2 separate regions of the Homo sapiens genome follow, and region 2 is linked to region 1. Evidence: chromatin loops called from intact Hi-C (ENCODE). Cell type or tissue: PC-3. All regions are shown on one strand. Each heading gives the region's core, and the rest is flanking DNA. Links, peaks and the distances in the headings are about the cores only.

What was found. Hi-C counts contacts between places; a loop is a spot of excess contacts. Peaks named below come from ENCODE experiments on the same cell type or tissue, not always from the same donor. Only the 100,000 strongest peaks of a DNase experiment are listed, where the experiment ranks them.
Region 2: a loop joins it to region 1, with 5 times the contacts of the local background. A loop is called at or near these places in 8 of 110 quality-filtered maps.

Annotation. Positions count from the first base shown.
Region 1 is chr6:108,778,314-108,786,295 of GRCh38, forward strand. It overlaps the pseudogene ZPR1P1. Among named protein-coding and RNA genes, the nearest start is that of LINC00222, 31 kb to the left of the region's middle. RefSeq lists an enhancer at 4,053-4,102. In PC-3, for the core only: a CTCF peak has its summit at 4,172 (motif pointing left); DNase peaks (open chromatin) are centred at 4,198 and 4,588; H3K4me3 peaks cover 2,117 bases; H3K27ac peaks cover 2,676 bases.
Region 2 is chr6:108,669,460-108,677,441 of GRCh38, forward strand. All of the region lies in intron 2 of FOXO3 (forkhead box O3), which reads left to right. Among named protein-coding and RNA genes, the nearest start is that of LINC00222, 78 kb to the right of the region's middle. RefSeq lists a silencer at 4,187-4,481. In PC-3, for the core only: no CTCF peak of the experiment used is centred there; a DNase peak (open chromatin) is centred at 4,352; H3K27ac peaks cover 2,811 bases.

The DNA.
Region 1 (7,982 bases), core at 1,282-6,281:
GATAATATATATTTAAATTTTGGAAGCAATGCCCTTCTTTGTGTTATTTGTGTCCTCTGAGATGCAAGTAATTTATTGGGGAACACACCTGTAATGGAAAATGGGGATGGAGCCAGAGGCGATGGGGAGGACGCTCAGAGTGTGATGAAGGTCTGACCCTGGAGAAGACAGGAGAGAGGGAAGGAAATTTGGACAAGGTCAGTGAACGTCCTTGAGCCAAAATTGCCCATCAGAAGTCCCACCTCTCCCAGGAGAAGGCGTGCCTTCCTATTCCTGCTACACTGAGAGGTTGGCTGAGGGCAGCCCCTGGGAAGCGCAGCCTCAGATGTGTTGATGGATTCAGAGCACAGCAGCTGGGGCCCTCGATCAGCTGCACTCCCTGCAGCAGATCTCATGGCTGTGGCCCCTCCAAAATCTGTGCTGATCACCTCTTCACTGAAGTTTGCAAATATTGCTCTTATGTGATGACTTCCTTGATTTTATAGTTACAGTGACTTGGATTCTTCTGATTCTAGGAAGTAACTTTTTTCTTTAATCATTTATTCATCCATTCATTTAACCAGTCTTTATTAAATACTTACCACATGTTATGTACTGAGCTAAGTGCTGGGGACACAAAAGTGAATAAAACAGACCTGGGTCCCAGATTCATGGACTTGAGGATCTGCTGAGCAGGCAGAAATGAATCAAACGATCAGCCAGCATATAACTTCCAACTCTAGTGAATGCTGCAGAGAAAAAGTGTAGAAAGTCATGATGCATCTGACACCAGTTGGAGTTTGGGGAAGGCTCCACAAAAGATGTGAAATATTAGAAATAAATGCTTATTGAGAAAACAGTGTGCAGAAGAGTGTAAAGTACAAAACCAGGCCAGGTGGTGGCTCACGCCTGTAATCCCAGCACTTTGGGAGGCTGAGGCAGGAGAATTGCTTGAGCTCAGGAGTTCAAGACCAGCCTGGGCAACATAACAAGATCCTGTTTCCACAAAAGATCAAAAAATGAGCCAGGTGTGGTGGCACGTGCCTCCCATAGTCCCAGCTACTCAGGAGGCTTTGGTGGGAGGATCTCTTGAACCAGAAGGTCAAGGGTGCAGTGAGCTGAGATTGTGCCTCAGCACTCCAGCCAGGGTGACAGAGTGAGACCATGTATCAAAAAAACAAAAACTAAAAAAAGAACAAAACTAAAATCACTCATAATTCTAGAACCAGAAATAACATCACCTGGCAGCTTTCTTTGTCTTTTACAAAAAATGCAGTTGTCTAATACAGCATTGTTCAATAGAACGGAATGTGAGCCACATATGTAATTAAAAATTTTTAAGACTCTTGAGACATTTTATAAAATTTTTGGAGAAGTGCTGTTCTCATTTGCATTGCTGGCAGTCCCCAGAGTGCATGTCTCACTGTGACTCTGGCAGTGGTGACCAATGTAATTTCCTCTAAATTTGTTAATTTGATTTGTCAAATTTGGCATTTCCTTATTTTCACAAACAATTCCGAAGTCTTTGCATTCTAGAGAGGCTGAACATTCTTTGTCCCTCTGCTCATTAGCTAATTCATTTCTAGTTTTACATTACTAATTTTCTTCTTTTAGAAGTGAATGAATGGTGCCTCTTACATTGAATGGAGTCAGATGAAGCCTGATACTTGTATTTATTTTCATATGCTAACATGGTTTGATTTCAAATCTCACCAACAATGGTTAAGCTTTGCCGACTGGGAGATGCAGTGCTGAGTATTAGGGGAAATACACTGAGAGCTGGAGGGTGCTCACAGGAAGCATACAAGTCCTGGAGGAAAACAGCAGGCCGGGCACAGCAGCTGAACCATGAGGCTGTGCACACTCAGGTACCATGGGACGTCTGGGTGCCCACGAGAGCAAGAGTGGGGCTGGGTAGCTGACTCTGGAGGGATCAGGTTCATGGAAGCAGTGAGATTTGAAACAGATCTGGGGGAGAAGGATCTCCGCGAGCAGGGTGGGATGAGAGGAGCCGAGGGCTGGGCTGGAACGTAGTGGTGTCTAATAGCAGATGTGGGAGACAAAGCAGGAAGGTCTGCTGGGCCCCTGTTCTAGCAGAATTTAAATAACCCCCTGAGGCTTTATTTTATAGATTTTGAGAACCTGGCCAGGCGTGGTGGCTCATGCCTCTAATCTCAGCACTTTGGGAAGCTGAGGTGGGTGGGACACTTGAGGTCAGGAGTTCGAGACCAGCCTGGCCAACATGGTGAAACCCCGTCTCTACTAAAAATGCAAAATTAGCTGGGCTTGGTGGTGCACACCTGTAATCCCAGCAACTTGGGAGGCTGAAGCAGGAGAATCCCTTGAGCCCAGGAGGTGGAGGTTGCAGTGAGCCAAGATTGTGCCACTGCACTCCAGCCTGGGCGACAGAGTAAGACTATTTCAAAAAAAAAAAAAAGAATTTTGAGGACTTGATGGTGCTTTTAAGCTGTTTTATTTTTCCTTTGAGAAGAGAAAATCCTAATTCACAGAGCTTTTCAAGGGAAAGGGCCTAAAGAGAGAAAAGGTGGCGTATCCTCAGCTCTTCCGCTGAGGTCAGCCTACCAAGGAGAGATCAGCTTTAGTTCCTCAGAGACATGCCCAGTGATTCCAGGTGTGTGCAGGAGAGTGGCCAAACAGCTAAGGCAATAAGTCTGTTCTGAAGAAGACTTCTGTGTGTCAGGGGCCCACCTGCCGTGGCCAGGGAGGCTCTGCTCGTGCTTGAACCAGGCTTCTGCCAGGCGCCCTCCACCCACTCCATGCCTGCCCTCTCCACCCACCCCCTCCTCTACCCCCTCCCCTTCACCACCTCCCACACCCTCTTCACCCCTGCCCCTAAACCCCCACCTACCCCGGGGTCTAGTCCTTTGGGGGGAACATGAACTTGGCCTTCTTTAGAGCAGGCTGACCAATGGCTACCTCCATTCAGAAATGCTTGCTGTAACTCAGGACATCCTGTGTTGGCTGTGTCCCAAAGTCCAGGTGAAAATCTCCCGGGCCTCTGCACATCTTAGGAAGGAAGAGGGACCAAGCATCTAATGAGGTCTCTGATCTGGAGAGGAGAAGCACCTTGAGCCAGGGAAAGCCTCTTCCAGCACAGACAAGGCAGCCCTTTCTTTAGTGGGTGTCCTTTTCAGAACCAGGTGTTGCTAAGATTTAAAAGGTATTCTGTTTGCTAATTCAACTGAAATACACACAATCCGCCCCCAGTGCTGGGTTCAACATCTTTTTGCCAAGGCGGTTTTTACAAATGCTGATGAACCACTCCATGTGGCTTCCTAGGCAAGCACATTCCTCAAGCATTTTGACACCGGCTAATGATTTAAAGTCCCTTTGGCTCCATAAACAGTGGAGGCCGGCCCAAAGTGTTGGCTGATTAGAAACCCACTGGGCAGGCTCGCCCAAAAGGGCCTGGGGCTGGGTGAGCGCTCTACCTGGCTTCCCTCCTTGGGTGAGGAGGAGTGGGGTGGAAGGAAGGTGAGAAGGTGGTGCCCCTTTTCTGGATCTCTTGGTTTCCCTTTGACTCTCCATCTAGTATTCTCTGCATACACACACACTCGCACACACACACGCGCACACACATGCACACTCATATGCACACGCACACTCGTCTCTGCCTATGACTGTTCGATATCTTGTTGAATAGGCTCTGTGAAGGGCTGGGGGAGGGGCACATGTTGGAGAGAATGCCTACTTTTACTTCACTCGCAAAGATTCATCCCAAATTCTGTGGGGGTGTGTTGGCAAGGAGGGGAGGCAAGACTAAACAGAGGGGATAAAAACTTGCATCCGCATGATTGCTTTTTAAAAATATGACAACTTGTGAAAGCTTTATTTTCTGTTTATAGTGAAAGGCATTTCTTCTTGCCATTTACAGAGCAATTCTGCAAGAGAGCTTCAGCAAAATTCCAAAACAATCGCATCGAGAGTCGGCACAACGCAGGTCTCCCGACTTTGACTGGTTCCAGACGAAGTTTCTTTTGTCGTTTGCTAGCCTCCAGGGATGCAATCTCTACACTCTCTGTGGGATGGAGGGGGAAGGTGAGTGGAGGGAACATTAAATATTAGGAAACCCGAAGAAAAAGCAAAAGCAACTGCTTTCTCAGGCTGCCCTTCGGAGGTTCGTAGTCCGGGAACGATGAAGGGAGACTGCCACCTATGGGCCAGGTTCCAGGGACGCCCGCACGTGGCGTTCTGCGGGACAGACGCAGTCTTAAGGTAGAAGGGAAGGCGTCTTCATGGGACAGTGAGTCACCGCACACTCTGCTTGCAGGCAGAAGCACTCTTAACTCATTCAGGACAGATGAGCATTTTCCCAATTTAAAGGACACTTTTTTTTTTTTTTAAACAAGAGTGTGATCTTGTAAGCCAAGTTTTGTAATACAAACAAAATAATGGAACTGACACCCCAGGACCCACCATTTAAATTAAACAGATGTTCAGTTCAGTTTGGCTGCTAGGTTCCACAGTGGGATCCACTCCAGCACTATACCTGAAATTGTGTGGCTGCTTAACAAAAATGAATCAGCATAATGAATCAGAGATAAACATCCTCTTGCCGTGCCGTCCCAGTAGAAAAGCAACAGGATAAATAACAATTGGGCAAATATCAAACCCATTCCAGCAGATGCCTGTGGGTGGGGGCAAGGGAAATGAAAGTGGAATCAGACACAAAGGGGAATATAAAAGGAAGCACAGTTGTAAAACTAGAGAGGGACCTCACATACAGTCACGGTAATGGGATAAGAACTGAGGAGTATAATTCAATCACCTCTGCTCCCAACGTGAAAAAGAAAAGTTATATGCTTTGAGCTTGGCAAGTGGGAGACGGCTACTGTGTTATAATGGTTCCAATGGTATCATACAGTTGTCCTTTGATATTTGAGATCTATGTGTTCGTGAATAGCAAATCCTATTATTCCCATTGTCTTCCATTATAAAATCAGATCTGCCACACAACACCTATACGATACTGGATTTAGAGTAACCAAGCAGTCCCGACTCCTGTTGCAGAGAAGGGAGTGGTGTAGGTATTTGTGTGTGCATTTTTTTGTCTGAGTGTGTGTACATGTGCATGTATATGAAAGCATGTGTGTATGTATGAGTGTTTAAAAAAGGAGCTCAGGAAGGATTATGGTTCTGTCACTCCAAACCAAAGGAGATTTAAGGTCCTCTGCCCAGCATTGTAGCACCTAGAGAAAAGCTAACCCTGTCCAGGGAGGCATCTCCCCTGAATAGGCACATGTACTGAATAGGCACACTGCCTTCCAGACCCATCAGAAAGGCAGAGTTGGGCTGTAGAGTCTTCAACAGAAATCAGCAAGTAAAACTTGGGATGCTAGAATGGTACTGTACTTTCAGCAAGTGGCAAAGGAAACACAGGAAAGAATCCAACAGAAGCAGGATGGGGATTTTCTGGGCAGACTAGTAGGCTGGGTGAGGGAGAATAACCCAGTGTTGCACTCTATGTATAATCCACATTTTGTTTGCCCATTTTGCTCCTGAAGGACCTGTAGGAGACAGGAGCTAGGCCAGAACTGTTCTCTTAGCCCCACCAACTAAGGGTTAGTAGCATCAGTTCCTAAGTGAAGAAGAACTGGCAACCGATACCAGAATCCATCGAATGTCCTTTAGGGTTCTTTATACATAAAAACATAAATAGTGCCAAATTCTCATTAGTAGCTCAGTTGCTCTTTAAAAAAACACTCCTTTTATCTTTTATGAAGTGTAAGTTCAAGAGTCTTTCTAGATGTTGTAATATTCGGACACCTGGTTTAGGAGGCCTCTCTCTCCCCCCTTCATATATGTGAACCATAACCAGGAAGATCTGAGTATCTTTAACGTATATTAGTAAATTATATATACTATCGTTTCATGTACTTTACATTTTATGTAAATTATATTGTATAAATATTTATGTTGCATCTTTCTAGTTTATCATTACACATTTTAGATGTATCCATGTAGGTGATAAGGATCTAGTTCACTCATTTTAATGGCTGTGCAGCATTGCATTGCATGAATAATCCACATTTGATTTGCCCATTTTGCTCCTGAAGGTCAGGTAGCTTGTTTCCACTTTTAAGCTATTACCCAGAGTGCTGAAAGAATGTGCTTTTGTTCATATCTCCTTGGACCCACGTGTCTCTTGGGAACTTCTAGACATATAGTGGCAGAATTTTTGGTCATAGGTTATGCATTAACTTTACCAGGTGTTGCCAAATCGCTCTCTACAGTGGGTCTGTCATTTTTACATGCCCACTAGCAGTGGATGTAAGTATCCATTTCTCCATTCTCATCAACTTTTGGTATTGTCAGAGTTTTTTCAAGAAATTCCCACTCTAATAGGCATGAAATAGTATCTATTTGTTTTAATTTGCATCTCCTTGACTACTAATAAAGGCGAGCACATTTTCATGCGTCTATAGACCATTAAATGTCCTCTTTTGCCGATTGCTTGTTAACATCCTTAAGCTTTTTTGATGTTCGGTTGTTGCTCTTTTTCTTGCTTATTTGTAGGAACTAGTTGTACATTTTGGATAGTAATCTTTGGTTGGAAATGTGGGATATAACTATTTTCTCCAAGTCTGTGTTTGTCTTCTTGCTTTGCTGTTAGTGCCATTTGTCATTAAGAAGTTTAAAAAAATTATCTACTTCAACTTCTCACTTTTCCATGATAATTTTTGGTTTTGTATTGTTTAAGAAACCCTACCCTCCTTGGATGTCATTGAAATATTTTCCTGTAGTTCTGTCTAAATGTTTACTGCTTTTCCTTAACACATCTGAAATTTATTTTTGTTCACACAGTGAGGTACGAATCTAATTTTTCTCTTAGAAAATATTATTAGCCAATAGTCACAGTGCCATTTATTGAATAGTCATCCTTTCCCTGCTGATTTGCAGTGTCACCTCTTATATCCTAAGTTCCTACTTATGTGTGTTTCTAACTTTTTCAGAAAATTTGCCCCATTGATCTATTTAGCTAAATGCTGATACCAGAATATTTTATTTCATTTTCCAGGTGTAATTTTATTCCACTTTCTCCAACTTCAGAGTTCCAACCTTAGAGGACAGAGCATTATGTGGAGGGAGGGTAAAGACTTGATATGAAAAAAGTGATAATGACATACCCCTGGTTCATTTCTGGGTTTCTTCCTAGGCCAATTCAAAGCCTCAAAATAAGGTCAAGTAACACAATAGGCTCACACTTGCATTACAAGCTGTTTAGAAAATGTGCCTAGATCTCTGACTCAGACAAGATGTCCTCCCCACCATGGGCAAGGGCTGGTGGGCAAGACACTCCCAGCCTTCTTCCAATACTAATAAATAACCTGCAGAATGAGCAGCGCTGGAGAGCTGGCCCTTGACCCACCCACTGCTACCGTTGTGGAGCCAGGCCTGCCTCATAGCCCTCTGTCTTCATGTCATTGAGCTCTAGCTCCTCATTTTAGTCAAAGGTGTGCTTATAATGCTCCGCCTTCATCTCAGGATCATCTTCAGTTGCATACACATTCTGCAAGTAACTGTTTCCTGCTGAATCATCCATAATAAAGTCGGTCTTCATGTTACCTTCGATGATCTGGTCCATCTTCTGGCTAAACTCCTGCAGTCTCTCCGTCTGGCCAGGATTGGAACTGTCGCCCAGTGTGAAAGGGTTTTTGGTCACCAGTTCCCAGATATCTTTCAGCAGCCCTTCTAGTGTGGTGAACTTGCACCTGAGGATGGCCATTCCCAGTCAAATTCTGGCTCTGGGATTTCCACACTACAAGTCTCAGACTTGAGGAGGTCTCTGGTCATATCTGAGGGACCTGTGATGTGGAGGGTGATCCTGGTGCCCAAGGGTTCTACTGCTTCTCCAGATTTCACCTCATTGGTCTGATGCACGCAGTTCTTGTACTTGGTCCCTCCTTAAAGTGAGGGATTTGTACTAGCTTCATGTTGGTCTGAGTGGGGGCATTGCATTCTGGGCCGTTTGTGTTAAACTG
Region 2 (7,982 bases), core at 1,724-6,723, 110 kb before region 1:
CTGATAAATATGAATCTGTTATGAATTACCTGGAGAATATATTCTGCTATTTGTACCTATGACTATAGTCTTCGGTTATAGTATGCTAGCCTGAAGAATTCTGCATCTTCAGGGATCTTTATTCTTACCTTTTAAAAAAAGCCGAAAGTCTGAACTGTCATTCAGGGAGAGAATGTTGGGATCTTTTTAGTGTCGATGAGCGCGAGAGAAAATTGATATGGCCATAAAAAGGGGTTTTCTTTGCAGAGGCTGGTACACTGGCTACATACGCTGTTTTTTCCTGGAAAGCAGTGACATTTAGCATGAAGGCTGCTCTTCCTGGGCCTGTTGGTTTTATAAAATGCACCTGTTTTCACCTCTGGCCAGCCTGCTAAGCATGGAGACAGAGCCTGAGTGGCTCCTCCTTCAAGCAGTTGTATTTATAAACAGCTTTCTGGAAGGTCTCTTCTGTCCAGAGAGCTCATGTAGAACACAAACAGGGTGAAAATCACCAGAATTACTATTTATAACTTAGAGTGTTCATAATGCTCAGCAGCATCTTGTAAACAACATTTTCTATCAGTAGAGTCTTCCCCCAGGGGCCACCTGTGCTTCTCACAGGCTTATCTTTCTATATGGAGATGGGAGAAGGGGGCTTTCTGGGATCCGCTTTGCCATTGCTGGAGAGATTGCCTCCTAGAGGTCCTCCTTGGTCTTGGGCCAAGTGGGAGAATGTTTGCTGACTGCTTTCTCTTCCCTGACTTGGAGACACATATTTACTGGACTTTCATCCCAAGATGGAGATTCTCCACCTTGCAGGAGACACCACCTGCTTCACCCTGGTTTTGTTGATGTGTTCATTGAATTTCAAAGTATTGCTTTCCCCAATCCTCCAAATTGTTTTGAAGTTTAAAGTTTCAGAAACTAAAATGAATTTAAAATGTGTTTTGCAAATTAGTATTTAGAGGTCCTGTAAGTCAATGTTTCTCAAAATGTTTCTCGGAATACTAGATCCTCAAGATAGTCATAGATCCTCAAGATAGTGAAATGGAAAATGGATTCTGTGGTCAAATAAGTTTAAGAAATACCATGTTAAACAAAGAGAAATTGCATTATTTCCAAGAGAACTTCTCAGAGCCTTAAAGGTTAATACACATTATGAACTTTTTAGGGTAGGATATGTTATGCAGTGTTTCCTAAATGTGTTTGATATCTTGAATCAAATCCTTTTTCTTCAAGAAACCATAGCACCAGTGTTCTAAGGAACCCCCTTAAGAAATGCTGTCCTAGAGTTTTGCTGAAAGGAGTCAGCACCCCCTTGGAGACAGGGCTTCTTTGCCCTTCTCCTCCCTTTCTTGCTGAGTTTTTTGTATGACCTTGTCATATATCTAGTGTTTCTCAGCCATATCCATGCATGGGCTAGCTGCCCGGCAAAGTGGTAGGCCCGTGTTGGTAGAAGTGCTCAAGAAAGGCCTGAAATCATTAAGCACAGTTCATCTGTTGAGTACCTGCTGGGCACAGGGGATAGAAGTGGGTAAAAAGGGTCCCTCCCTTAAAGAATGCGTGGCCTAGTGGAGAAAGTGGTGGCAGTGGCGATGACAGTTTGTCGTAGAGCCAAAGACTGCCTTCCTCACAAGGTTGGAGCAGAGGTGCATGTGGTGTGGCAGCCTGATGTGCCTGGTTTTCTGGGACACCCCTGCATTCAGGGGTTCTGTTCCATTATCACATGGTCTATTCCACAAAAACACAGACCCTAAGACTTGAGGAGCTCCATACTAACAGGTCAGAGTTCAGGCTGAATCCAGATGCTGGTTTCTTTTAAAAGCTCTGCAGAGCACTTTATGTTTGATTTCTAGAGCTGGTGAGTTCATCACGGTTGGACATGAGCCGCCCACTTCAGCACACTGTCCCTGGGGCTCAGCTCTGAGGGAGCTGTGGATTAAAAAAGCCTCCCCTGCAGCCCACTCCAAGTTAAGTGAGATCCTGTGGGATGGCAGAGGAGCTGTGGGACTTGCAGCAGAAGGCTGCCTTTTTCATGGCTGTGTGTCCTGCAGTCAAGTCCCTCATCTCTCAGTTTCAGTTTGCTTATTTATAAAATGAGGTTAAAATTAAAACTTGCCTCACAGAGCTCCTAGAAGGACTACCTCTGATATGGGCTAATGTCTTTTGACACCTTTTTAAACATGTTATTTAATGTTTATTGTGATTTAAAACAGCTCCAGAGGTTAATAGTGGAAGCCAGAAGCAGCCACGCCAGTCTTAAACTATGGGCAGAAAGAGTGACTGTTTTCCTCAGTGAACTAGATTCCCCTGGGTTTTTCATTAAAAAGGGATCACAGTTACCTGTTGGTGTGAGAACTTTTATTTCCAGAGTCAATGTCCCTTAGAAGTTCTGCCTGCCAGTTTGGGGGTGCTCATTAAAGGGGCTGTTAAACGAAACTAATGCTACAAATGGTGTTGAGGAGAGCTGTTTGTGGTATCCAAAGTGCTCCATTAGCATCTTTAAAGGATCGCCTGAGAAGTCCCAGCTGTCTGGCTTCAGCTCTGCTTAGCATGGGTACCCATCGGTGTCCACAGGGGCTAGCAGCAAGTCCTGCTGAAGGAGATGCCCCACCCTGCTCTTTTCAGCTGCCTTAGAGCCTCAAGCCTGAGCCTCTCCTGCTGTTGGGAGGAACCTGGCAATGCCATCTTTGTCTTCCCAATGCCGGTCATCCCAAGCCACTCAGAGAGATAAAGAGCCATTGCAGTCCCTCTTAGGGCTGTCTTGGAGCAGAAAGACTGGCACATGATAGCATGGTGTTGGCAGTAGTCTGGCCTTGGGTCTCCCCAGAGCTGGTGGTTTATCGCTTATTAGTTACTGTGATACAATTTGAGGTTCAGAAAAGACAGTCACTGTACCCTTAACATCTCTTCGAATTCTAAGTTGAGTGAAAACCCAGAAAAAAAATAGGCTGTTCTTCTCTAAGCGCTTCTAAATAAGCAGCAGCCAGGCCAGGGACTAAAATACATCGCCCTGTAGAGCCACTGGACACTGGGATGCAGGTCTTTTGTGTCTTTCCTGCTCAGTAATAGATGTGGACCTTAGTTTGTAATTTTAGGTCGGCTTTGTTTTTTAATAACCTATTTTTTGCTAAAATCCATGGCATTCGTTTATTAAAGAATAGTATCACTTAGTCACGAAGTCTCAGAGGGTAATTCCAGTGTTTCTGAAGGCTAAAACTGTAATTGACAGTCTTGGTTTGATTGAAGGTTTGGATGTCAGTACGTCTCCTCTCTCTCCCTCCCTCTCCCTCTCCCTGTCTCTTCCTCTCTCATCCTCTTTCTTCTTCTTTCTCTCCGTCTCCCTTCCCTCTTCTTTTCCTGCTTTGTCTCTGATGCAAGAAGTCTGAGCCATAAGGTTGTGGGATTTTTTTGTTTCCTTTTTTTTTAAATGTGTTTCTGTTTGTGTGGAGTGTTTGACTTGATTCTTCAGGGGAAATCAGTGACTAAGAAGAGAAGGCCAGAGGTAGAAGTCCAAGAATTCTGAGGTCGAAATTTTCAGTTAATTTCCAGTAGGCCTTCATTTCTGTATATGCCACTGTAATTAATTGGGGCTTTCATTGGTCATTTGTATGTTCAAAAAAGATCAGACAGCAATACCGCCCAACGTAGTTATAAGTAATCAGAAAGTGTCTTGACTGATAGACCTGTTGGAAGGTGACCCTAATGTTTACCTGAAAATGCTGCCTGCCCACCGAGTAACAAAAGCCAAAGCACTCCCTGCCCCACTCGTCAGGTTCTACTCAGACTGCCCTGCTGGCTGGAGTGGGGTGCCCCATGGGAGGCAGCCCCAGCCGGCACTTACACCAAGGTGCAGGTGCAGGCCAAGCTGTAAGAAGAGGGCCACCGGGGCCACACACGCAGATTCCCCTCACTACCGGAATCTGCACACCTGGCCAGGGCACTCCTTTGTCTCCCTCAGTTGTGGAGCCACCCTGGAGTTCCTCTCAGTTCCTCTGTGGCACTGGTGTGATGGTTGTTACATGGCCACCATCTGTGTCACCTGTGTGTCCTGGTCATACCTTACAGGTGGTTTGGACTATTTGTAGAACTCAACTAGCTGATTCTGTGTTTTCAGTTTCAGAATCACTTGGAAAAATTAGATTGTCTCTCAGAATCCTGTGTATCTAAAGCAGGAAAAGAGCGCTTTAGAGATCCTCCCTTCAGTATTTGGTAGCTAAACCCTGAGATGGACTGGCAATTACACCTGCATTTCCACCCACCCTCCAGGGATCTAGGGCATCCCAGCCTGCACACTCCTATCATTCATCCCTGCCCCGCCCCCCACATACACACACCCCAGTAAATGCAGTGAAGAGTCATACAGGATAGGGTCACACCCAGCAAACATAAACATTGTGATATGCAGGTCATGTTTGATGACTGAACATTTCCTCCTGTACTACAATTCCCTATTGTTTTTAAAAGGTGAATCACTTTATTGACAGCAGCTTGAAACTTAGAGTAGCAAGACTCTTAATTTGGGGGCTGGTGGTAAGGATATCTATGGTGGGATGTACAGAAAGGATAGGAGAAGATAAACCTTTTATTAAATACTTGAGAATTAGTTGAATGTTAAAATCGTGCCTTGTATTGATTTCATCTGTAAGAAATAGGAGTTTTAGAAATTGAATGATTGGAAACCATCCTTTTCACATAAAGTACTGCAAATCCTAGGTCATATCCCACCAGGCAGTAGGTTCTGCCTGGACTCAGACTAACTCTTGGCAAATATGAGTAGGTCATGGAAGCAGTTGCAATGAAAGGATGCTGAGTGTTTGAGTTGGCAAAGAGGAAGAGAGGGTTCTTCCAGGAGGATGGTTCTTTGATTGATTCAGCCAACATTTATAGTGCATCCATTTAGTACTTTCAACTTACCAGGTTCCTTGGGACATCAAGAAAACTGTTGTTTCTTTCACTGGAATATGTGCTGCACGAGGGAAGATACCAGACAGTGCTCTTAAAGTAGTAGGTGCTCCATAAGTGTTTGATTTGATTTGAAGACTTTGCTTAGCTTTCAAGGAGTTCAACATGTTAGGAGCTCAAAGTCCCTGAAAAAGTTGCCATTTCAGGCACATTATGATTAGATACTAGGTGAGTGACTTAAGAATTGAGTCAAGGATAGCGTAGGGAAGGTGGGGCTGCAGGAGCCATCTGAACATGTAGGTGATTTGCTGGGTGGTAAGAAGAGCCGTCCAGGCAAAGTGTCTTTGAACCTGACCCATCGGACAAGCGGAGGGTTTGTTCCCAGAAGCAGTAGTGGGCCTTAAAGCATGGATGAGGACAGTGGAACCTGATCCCACAGGCCTTTACCAGCTAAGGGTTTTGGATATTATAATAAAGTTAAATAACCATGAATTCAGAGAGGATCCAGACACCCTTTAAAGGCTTTTTGCCTAAAAACTGGGCCTTTAAAAAGAACATAATCTAAAAGTGTACATACTATTATACGTGGTTTGCAAATCTGAGAATCTTAAGAAAATACTAAATCTCTGCAACTTTGCTATTGACAGTAAATCAATACCTGTCATATTTCTGCCACATTAGTATTCATAGTCGACTCTGGATATGTGAAAAATATTGGTTAACATAATCCCTGCCTCAACATAAAGTCAGAGATAGGGATTTATCTGTCCCTATCTCTGATAGGGATAGATCAGATAGTTTAAGATAGGGCATTCTTAAACTTATTTTAGCCATTAATAATCGCTAAATTTAAGCAACAGAAAAGCTGGTGCCTCCCAGCAGGTGGCCCCCAGCCCTTTGTCCCTCAGCTATGAAGTATGAGGATGGCTACCTCTCTCCCTGTGTCTCCCTTGGGTTTTATCAGCACAGCACAAAGGCTGGCTGGAAGGGCAGTCCACTCCAGGTCTAGGCTCTGAGGTGTCCTGGAGGCGAAGACTCTGGAGGACCTTGTCACCAGCCTTCCCAGACTGGTTCACCTGCTGCCTTGACCAAGCCCAGGAATTACTGGGAGGCAGTGCAAGGCAGCCTTTACACAAGTCAAGCTTGTGTTTTACACCCTGTCTTCCTGGAGTCCATGTGAGACTTCCTTGTCAGATTGCATTAATATCAATTCCTTATCTCTCCTAAGTGTTCCATATTTAGTCCCCAGCTTGCTCTAGGGGTTGAAAGTTTGGCTAAAATTATCTTTCTTTTTAAAGAGTGAGGAAAGTGGTGTTTCACTTTATTTTTGCTTGTGGGGCAAACTTTCCTCAAATCATCTAGTTCTGTCTAACTAGGAAAACAGTTGATAACCTTCATGGATTTGTGAATGTGAAGGTTTCAACTTATGATCTCTTTTTCCTTCCATGTCCTATTTAGTATTAGGGTCCTGTTCTGTTCTTCTCTGCCCAGAAGATAAAAACACTACTGAAAAATGTTTCACAGTGGATTAAGTTGTGGGAGGACAGCAGTAGGAACATTTATGTTTTATTCCCAGATTAAAGTTGATTGGGGTTGTTATGTTTTGTGTAGTTTTTGGAGGCATTTCCCTTTCTTAGAGTATCATGTGATTTATGGTGATAATTAGGCAGAAACTTGTCTTCCCTACAGATGCCAAGATTATAGAGGGACTTGCTCTCACCAGAGACCAGATGACAGCATCCGTAGATATTTTTAGAATGGACCTCATCATTTATTTGGTCTCCCCATTTCATTTTCTTTGTATCAGCAATTGATTTCAAACTTGTTTATTGGGCAGGGAGGGGAGAGAGGGCGTCTTCCCTTATTAATGAAAGTCACTGATGGGACAGAACAGCATCTTTGTATTTATTGTTAATTGGCATATTGCCTAGTACTTGCAGAGTAAACTACAATTCCATCAGCTGTAGCTTCATTTTCTTTTCAAAAGTTTTGCTTAATCTGATGTGTTTTCTTACAGCATTTTAAAATTTTATTTATTTATTTTGAGACCGGGTTATGAGACTAGTTTTTGTATTTTTGGTAGGGACGGGGTTTTGCCATGTTGCCCAGGGTGGTCTCCAACTCCTGGTCTCAAGGGACCGCCCCCCTCAGCCTCCCAAAGTGCTGAGACTACAGGCATGAGCCGCCATGCCTGGCCCCTTAATCCGATGTGTTTTTAAACTAGAAGAGCATCGACACATACACATAAATCTCACGGTTAACTAAATAACCGTATAACTAAAATGTCATACTTTAAACTATTTAAGAATGACATGAGCTTTCTTAAAACCCATGAAACTTGTACCCAAGCTAAGTATCATTGACTTTCCCAGCTCAGTAGCTGGGTTTCATCACTTAATATGCTCCCTCTACTCTTTCTGTCCTTGATTGAATCAGATAAGCATGTACAAACATTGAGCCACAGGAGAGCCATTAAAAATCTAAGACAGATGAGCTGCTGCTTTCCTTTTGATTATTTTTATTACCCCAGTTTTCATTGTAAATGGTGATTCTGGTGTTCCTCTGAGAAGGTTAATTGTATTTCTGTTCAACATTTATCTTCTATATTTTCAGTGTTTTACAATCTGTTTTCCTTCTGTCACAGAGGAAACCAAAGGCCTTTCTGTTCTCTGGAGTGGGAGTTTCTGTATTAAATTTGTCCTCTGCAAGAGTTGCCTCTATACCTGGGCCAAATCCTCTACCAATTCAGCCTATAAGCACCAAGGTGGTTTCCTGAGCAGGCCTCCCTGGGAGGGCATTGCCTGGGGGACCTCAGCGGAAGCTGTAGAACATAGCTTCACAGGTGACCCCAACCCCAATCTGCAGAAAGGGAAAGTGGTGATTCACACATCTCGTTTTTAATAATGGAGTTCTCTGAAGATTGGGGCCTTTTGATGAAGGAATGGATATTAAGCCTGGGGACTGTGGTTGGTTAGTGCTTTAGACTGTCCCACATGGGCCTCCTACTCCTGGCTTTGGGGTGATGGCCTGTTCTGCTCAAAATTGTGCTCTGTTAGGGGCTCATGGGTGTCCTCTGTCCTCTTTCCTGCTGTGTTGGC